2 separate regions of the Homo sapiens genome follow, and region 2 is linked to region 1. Evidence: chromatin loops called from intact Hi-C (ENCODE). Cell type or tissue: gastrocnemius medialis. All regions are shown on one strand. Each heading gives the region's core, and the rest is flanking DNA. Links, peaks and the distances in the headings are about the cores only. Region 1 has its middle 30 kb from the start of HYAL4. Region 2 has its middle 36 kb from the start of HYAL4.

Region 1 (2,936 bases), core at 216-2,715:
TTGCACCAGAAGGTAGAATTAGAACTAGTGGTATGAAGTTATTAAGAGGCAAAGTAGATTAAATATACTTAAAAACTTTCTAGGAATTAATATTTCCCCCAAATGGCAGTTTCCCTTCTAATATAAGAAGTGCCCCCATCAAAAAGTGTTAAAGTATAAGAAAGGGTTTTTATTTGGGTAGGAGATGGGTTAGTGCCCATGAGATTCTTCCAAATTTTTGTCATAATGCTATGATTCTTTTCCTTCTAAACTTATTGAATGAATAGCCCATTCTGAATAATACTGAGTAATCCTGCAAAGATGAATATGTCAAGTCTAATTAATAATTGGATTTTATTCTGAAATATTTAGGAAGAATTGCTACTGCTTTTAAATGGCCTTATCTCAAACCTAAGTGGTCTAAGTGAGCTGTGTATTGTCCATACAACAGCTCTGCTTCTGTGTTGGGTACTGGCATAAAGTATTGTTGGCTCTCAGGTATAGATGGAGATTTGAGGATTTTCTTATCTAGCCACCTATCCAATGATTGAATCCTTACAAGAATGTCCTATGTGACAATCTAGTTAAAGTTTGGACACTTGCCATGTCTTCAAACTTATTATCTTCTAAACAAGCTCATCTCCACATCTGTAGGCTTCCAGCTTTGTGTTCAGTCTAAAGACAATATCTGTCTCCTTATATAAACCAGTTTTAATGCCTTGACAATAACCACTAGATTGCATTGTTGACTGTTAAAGACAAAATCAAGAGAACCTATGTAATTTTTTTAGTTAGCCTAGCTAATTAAAACATACAAATGCAATATAATGAGAAATGTAGTTGGTTAATAATTTACCCTAAGCTCTATGTTGCACGTTTTTGATTTGGAAAATTGCTGTTACCTTTTCATATTAAGAAGTTAGTTCTAAAATTTCTCTCTGGTTAAAATTAATCTGTCTGTTACATTATTTAAATCAAGTTTAACCTCTGTTCTGTAGGAAACTCCTGTGAATGCTAAGCTGGTAAGAATCATTATCCAAAAGTGTTAAGTGTACATCTAATTGTCAGTGACATTTTTCAGAATTGAGTTGACATTTGAAGAAATATACATGTTTAATAAGAGAACAGCATTGTATTGCTAAGGGAAAATAAATATCCTAAAACATTTATGTATAGGCTTTATATAGTTATTCTACCAAATTTCCATTTTTTTTAAATGTGAGTGACTGTGCTTTTCCTTACCTGTGACAGAGCTTCAGTACTATGCAAATAAAATGGTCTGGAAAAAATAAAAACTGGCAAAACATAGTCATGTCTAGCCATTTCAGCAACCCTCATGGCTTCTCTAACTCGATAGTGAACAAATTTCAAAGCATTTAAGCTTGACTTCAGTATTTTATCCAAATGTATTGAAGGATAAAGTGCTGCGCTTTTTTCCCACAGCCACAATTTGGACAATTACCTGTGTACGTCTCTGGATTTATTCTGTAATCATAATTGTAGCAGTCTGGATAGAGATAAAAGCCCCATAAACATTTTGGTCTCATTTCTAAAGCCAATGTGAGAGTAATGTTCATGAAATTTTTTCCAGCATTTTCAAATTCCTCTCGGGCAACTGTTTCCACTTTCATTTCTGACCAATAAGGATGATGGTTTCTAGTGAAGGCTAAAGAGTGGTTTTTATATATTATTCTGCTGCCCTGATTTCTATCCCATTGGGGTTTCCAACTTTCCCAGTCAATAACAACAAGTTCTTCTGATCTCCACCAAGGGACACCTTCTCCAATGTCATCAGCAGTTTTCCTAAGGTGTTCAGAAAGGCTCACATTCTGCGGTATTCCTCCATTAAAGGATTTTCCATCTTGAGATAAGTAAGGGTAATACCCTAATTCATTTGGATAAAATATGGCAATTTTTGACCCACTCTGAGTCTCTAAAGGATTTGATATAATGTTAAATACTTGAAGATTTATATCCACGTTGAAGGAAGGCATACAATACATTGTTGGGGCTGCCCAGAAAATGTTGAAAGGCTGGCTCTTGATCACCGGAGGCATTGCTGGTTTGAGGGCTGCCTGAGTTAATAGGATAAAGAGTGGTAGCACTCCTAACCACGCCACCCATGGGTTACACATGGCTTGAGGTTTTCAGCATTACAGCAGTCTCCTTGAAAATAATAAGCAAAATATCATACATAATGGAGTCAAATGTCTCTTAAGTTTTGTGGTATACAATGAATAGACCAAATATTTTAAAATATCTTTGAGGCTTATTAATATCTATGCCAATTTATAGTGAAATGTGAAAAAAATATATACTCAATAAAAACTATAAAAAGTTTCACACATTTGTCAGCTATGCAAACTCTAGCTGCTAGCCATTCTGGTTTTAATTTCCTATGATTCTGAATACGCTAACCCAAACCTTCTTGTACTGACAAGCCTTCACTGGCTCTAAGAGGAACTAGAAAAGAAGTCTGAATGGATTGTCATATCTCCTTATTGATTACTTACAAAGTGACTCCAAGAACATGCCCACTTGAAAATTAACAAATATTGGGATTTTAACTAATATTAAATAGAACAAAAAGAAATAACTAACTGTACTAACAGTAAGTAATACTTTACATGCAATTTGAAATGCACTGGCTTCAAATGTTTATTTTTAAAACAGAGAGCAGTTACCCTTGGAACTAGCATAGGCTGAAATAAAAAACAAGTAGAAATGTTAATTACCCTGTGTTGATTATGGATTTTGGTGCTATCATCTTCTTAGGCATATAAACAAGCCTAAAATCCTATTAGTTCTTTAACTCCAGTGGTTTTCCTATAAAGAAACTGGATTGTATATTCAGCAGTTAAACCCTAAATAAAACTTGTCTCTTTAGGCCCCTTTAACTAGTCTGTTGGGACGAAAACTGCCAAAGAATCTTCCCAGAATATAAGGACTATCTAATA
Region 2 (2,936 bases), core at 238-2,737, 66 kb before region 1:
TACTCAGTCTTCTCGTGTAAATGTTAACCTCATTCCAAAACGCCCTCACAGACACGCTCAGAATAAACACAGTCTATGGCTCAGTCAAGTTGACACATACAATTAACCACTATGCTAGGTATCTTAGTGGAAGAGAATGCCGAATGCAATAAGTAGTCCCAGTGATAACCCAAGAACTTTCATTTTCCAGAAACAGAGAACAAAGTCTCCCATTTTAAGTTTGTACAATTGAAGTGATACTAGAAATAAAAAATTGATAGCTCCTGGGCCCTTAGGAGGGAACAAAGTGTCCAGTTCATATATGAATTTTCAGTAACATTCAGATTTTTCCAAGTTCTTAAGATCAGCATTAAATACAAAAGTAAGAGTGTCTGTATGTACTTAGTTCTCTGGTAGGAATGAAAACCATAATACTAACATTCATTTTGGCACAAAATTAATTTTTCCAATTATTAAATCTTTATCATATAAGTTTATAATTATAATATTGTAACAGACCTGCTGTTCAAGGTTTAGAATAAGCAAAATCTCAAAAACAATAACAGCACCATATATGATTTTATATTTGTTGTGTGTGGCTTCAAATGGCTTCTCCTGGTTTCCTTTTATTGATGAAATTATCATTTCCTTGAATCATTTATGGCTTTTTATCTGTAATAGAATTTCAAACCCAGTACATTCTTAAGACCCTTAGAATTTCAGGCCCAGTACATGCTTAAGAAACTTTAGTTTAGCTGTCTCCAGGAAGTCTTTCTAGAATGTGACCAAAAATATATTTCTAATATCTGAGATCATGAGTTTTTCTCAATATGATTAGATGGCAGTCAAAATAAAGTCTAAACAAAATAATTTTTAGATATCTTTTGAGATTAGCATAGAGATGTTATTCCTCATTTCTTTGTAAAATTGAATACTTCCCCAATATGCAGATGTACTATAATTTAGCAAGCTCCATGTTGATATACATATGGATTCCTTCGCCATTTTTTTCTTATTTGTTGATAAATTCAAGTTATTTGTCCTGTAGAATTCCCTAGGATCTAAATTTTGATGATGTCATCTCTAACTTCTTGTTTAGCATTTTCCCTTATTCTTTATGTTTCTTGAGTTAGTAGATAGATTTTTTTTTCCCAAACCATGCTGAAAACATCGGAAGTAGCTAAATTTTAAAGGCCTGATCAAATTTCAGCTTGATTTCTGGAAGGATTATTCTTAGTTGATGTTTCATACTTCAACTAGGTGGTATATAATTGTCTGGTTGACTCTTTTTTGTGATTTTAGCAGCTATTGAGGGTCAATGCCTCTATCCATTAATTAGAAGTTACAAAATTGTTCTATTCTAATTACATCATACTTTCCCCGTTTATTGGCTTGAATAAAAAGAAATTACTCTCCTTCACTATTTGGTTACCCTCAAGTACAGATTATGTAGGAAATGCAGAATAAATGATTGATTATCAGTTTTCAGAGTAATGAGTTGATTCCTTAATATTGTTCAAAAGTGGCCAATGAAAGATTTTTGGGTTTGTTTTAGTATCATTTTGACTTCATGGATTTAAATATATCTGATGTATTTCAACCCATTGCAGTTAGTATTTCTTCAGTGATTTTCAAATTTCACATGTTTGACAGTGGGAGGCTCTTTTAAGTTGACTCAAGGGTGCTTTTGATACAATTCTAGTAATCCTTGATAGCTTCCTTGCTTTATGTTATAAGAAGAGATTCCAGACTCATCTAGAGCAATTCCTGTCTTAGATAGGCCTGGAATCAGACATTTTCCTAAGGAGTCCTGGTTTCTTTATGAATAAACAAAATTTAGATACTTAGAGTATGTCAGATGGGTACATTGCTAGTAGACCAGTTAATTTAACAGTTTTTCTTCCAAGGGGTCAAAGAAAGCACTGACTGCCTGATACCAGAATCACTATACTTGTGAATTATATATCTTTGTAAATTGGTTTTTAAAAAGTACAAATAAGTCTTCTATAGTTTCTGCTGGAGATCTGATGGAAAGAAAATTAGTTGAAGTTTCAAAAGTAAAGGTTTAAAGCCTGGGAACTGCTGTGTGATATTAAGTAAGTCATTTCACTATTCTGAGTTATACATAATTTCTTGTACTTCAAAATAGAGATAATATTACCTATCACAACTTTTATGAGAACCAGTATTGAAAGTACATCATAATAACAGCTAACATTTCCTAGAATGTTTTATATGTCAGCTTTTGTGCTATGTTACCTAGTTTATATCATTAAATCTGTATAAAAGAACAAAAATTATTATTATTATTATCTCCCTTTTATAAGGGAGAGCACCAAAGATTAGAGTGACTGGTATCTTGCTGTTTCTGTAAAGGAAAATTACCATGATCCTAAGAAGCTGAGGTCATCAAGCGGAGTAGGAGGTAGATTTCCTATCCAGGAGCAGTGAGCCAAATTAAATGCACAGGTAATCTACAGCTGCAAAATGTGAGAAATGATTGAACATAACCAGTAGTAGCAGCCCAAATTAAGAAAAATGTTAAAATGCATTAAATTTATGCTCAAAATTAGAACAAGTATATTTGGATTCATTTACAAGAAGAGGAAGACAAAGTTATGATAGAAAGAAAGCTCAGCAACTGGGATTACAGACTGGGCTCTTTTACAAACTCGCCATTTGAGTTTGTCAAGAGATTTATTCTCTCCAGGTCTCAATTCTTCACAGGGGAATGAGGATATGTGATTTCACAAGCTAATCTTCTAGGATAAAAATAGAACAGTAATGCTTGAGAAGAACTTTGTAATAACTCACTACTGATGTGCAGAGTTAAAAAAAAATTACAACGTATTTATAGGTTCTACCGATTCAGGTTTCTGAATCACTCATTAATTCCTTCATTTAACGATACTTGTTGAAGACCTACTAAGTGTCAGACACTGTAGCAAGTAGTGTTC

Evidence for each region. Hi-C counts contacts between places; a loop is a spot of excess contacts. Peaks named below come from ENCODE experiments on the same cell type or tissue, not always from the same donor. Only the 100,000 strongest peaks of a DNase experiment are listed, where the experiment ranks them.
Region 2: it touches region 1 in a loop (7-fold over the local background); 1 of 110 quality-filtered maps calls a loop at or near these places.

Annotation. Positions count from the first base shown.
Region 1 is chr7:123,813,317-123,816,252 of GRCh38, reverse strand. It overlaps a transcript of HYAL4 not described here and the pseudogene HYAL6P. Among named protein-coding and RNA genes, the nearest start is that of HYAL4, 30 kb to the left of the region's middle. In gastrocnemius medialis, for the core only: no CTCF peak of the experiment used is centred there; no DNase peak of the experiment used is centred there.
Region 2 is chr7:123,879,633-123,882,568 of GRCh38, reverse strand. No RefSeq gene overlaps it. Among named protein-coding and RNA genes, the nearest start is that of HYAL4, 36 kb to the right of the region's middle. In gastrocnemius medialis, for the core only: no CTCF peak of the experiment used is centred there; no DNase peak of the experiment used is centred there; H3K27ac peaks cover 386 bases.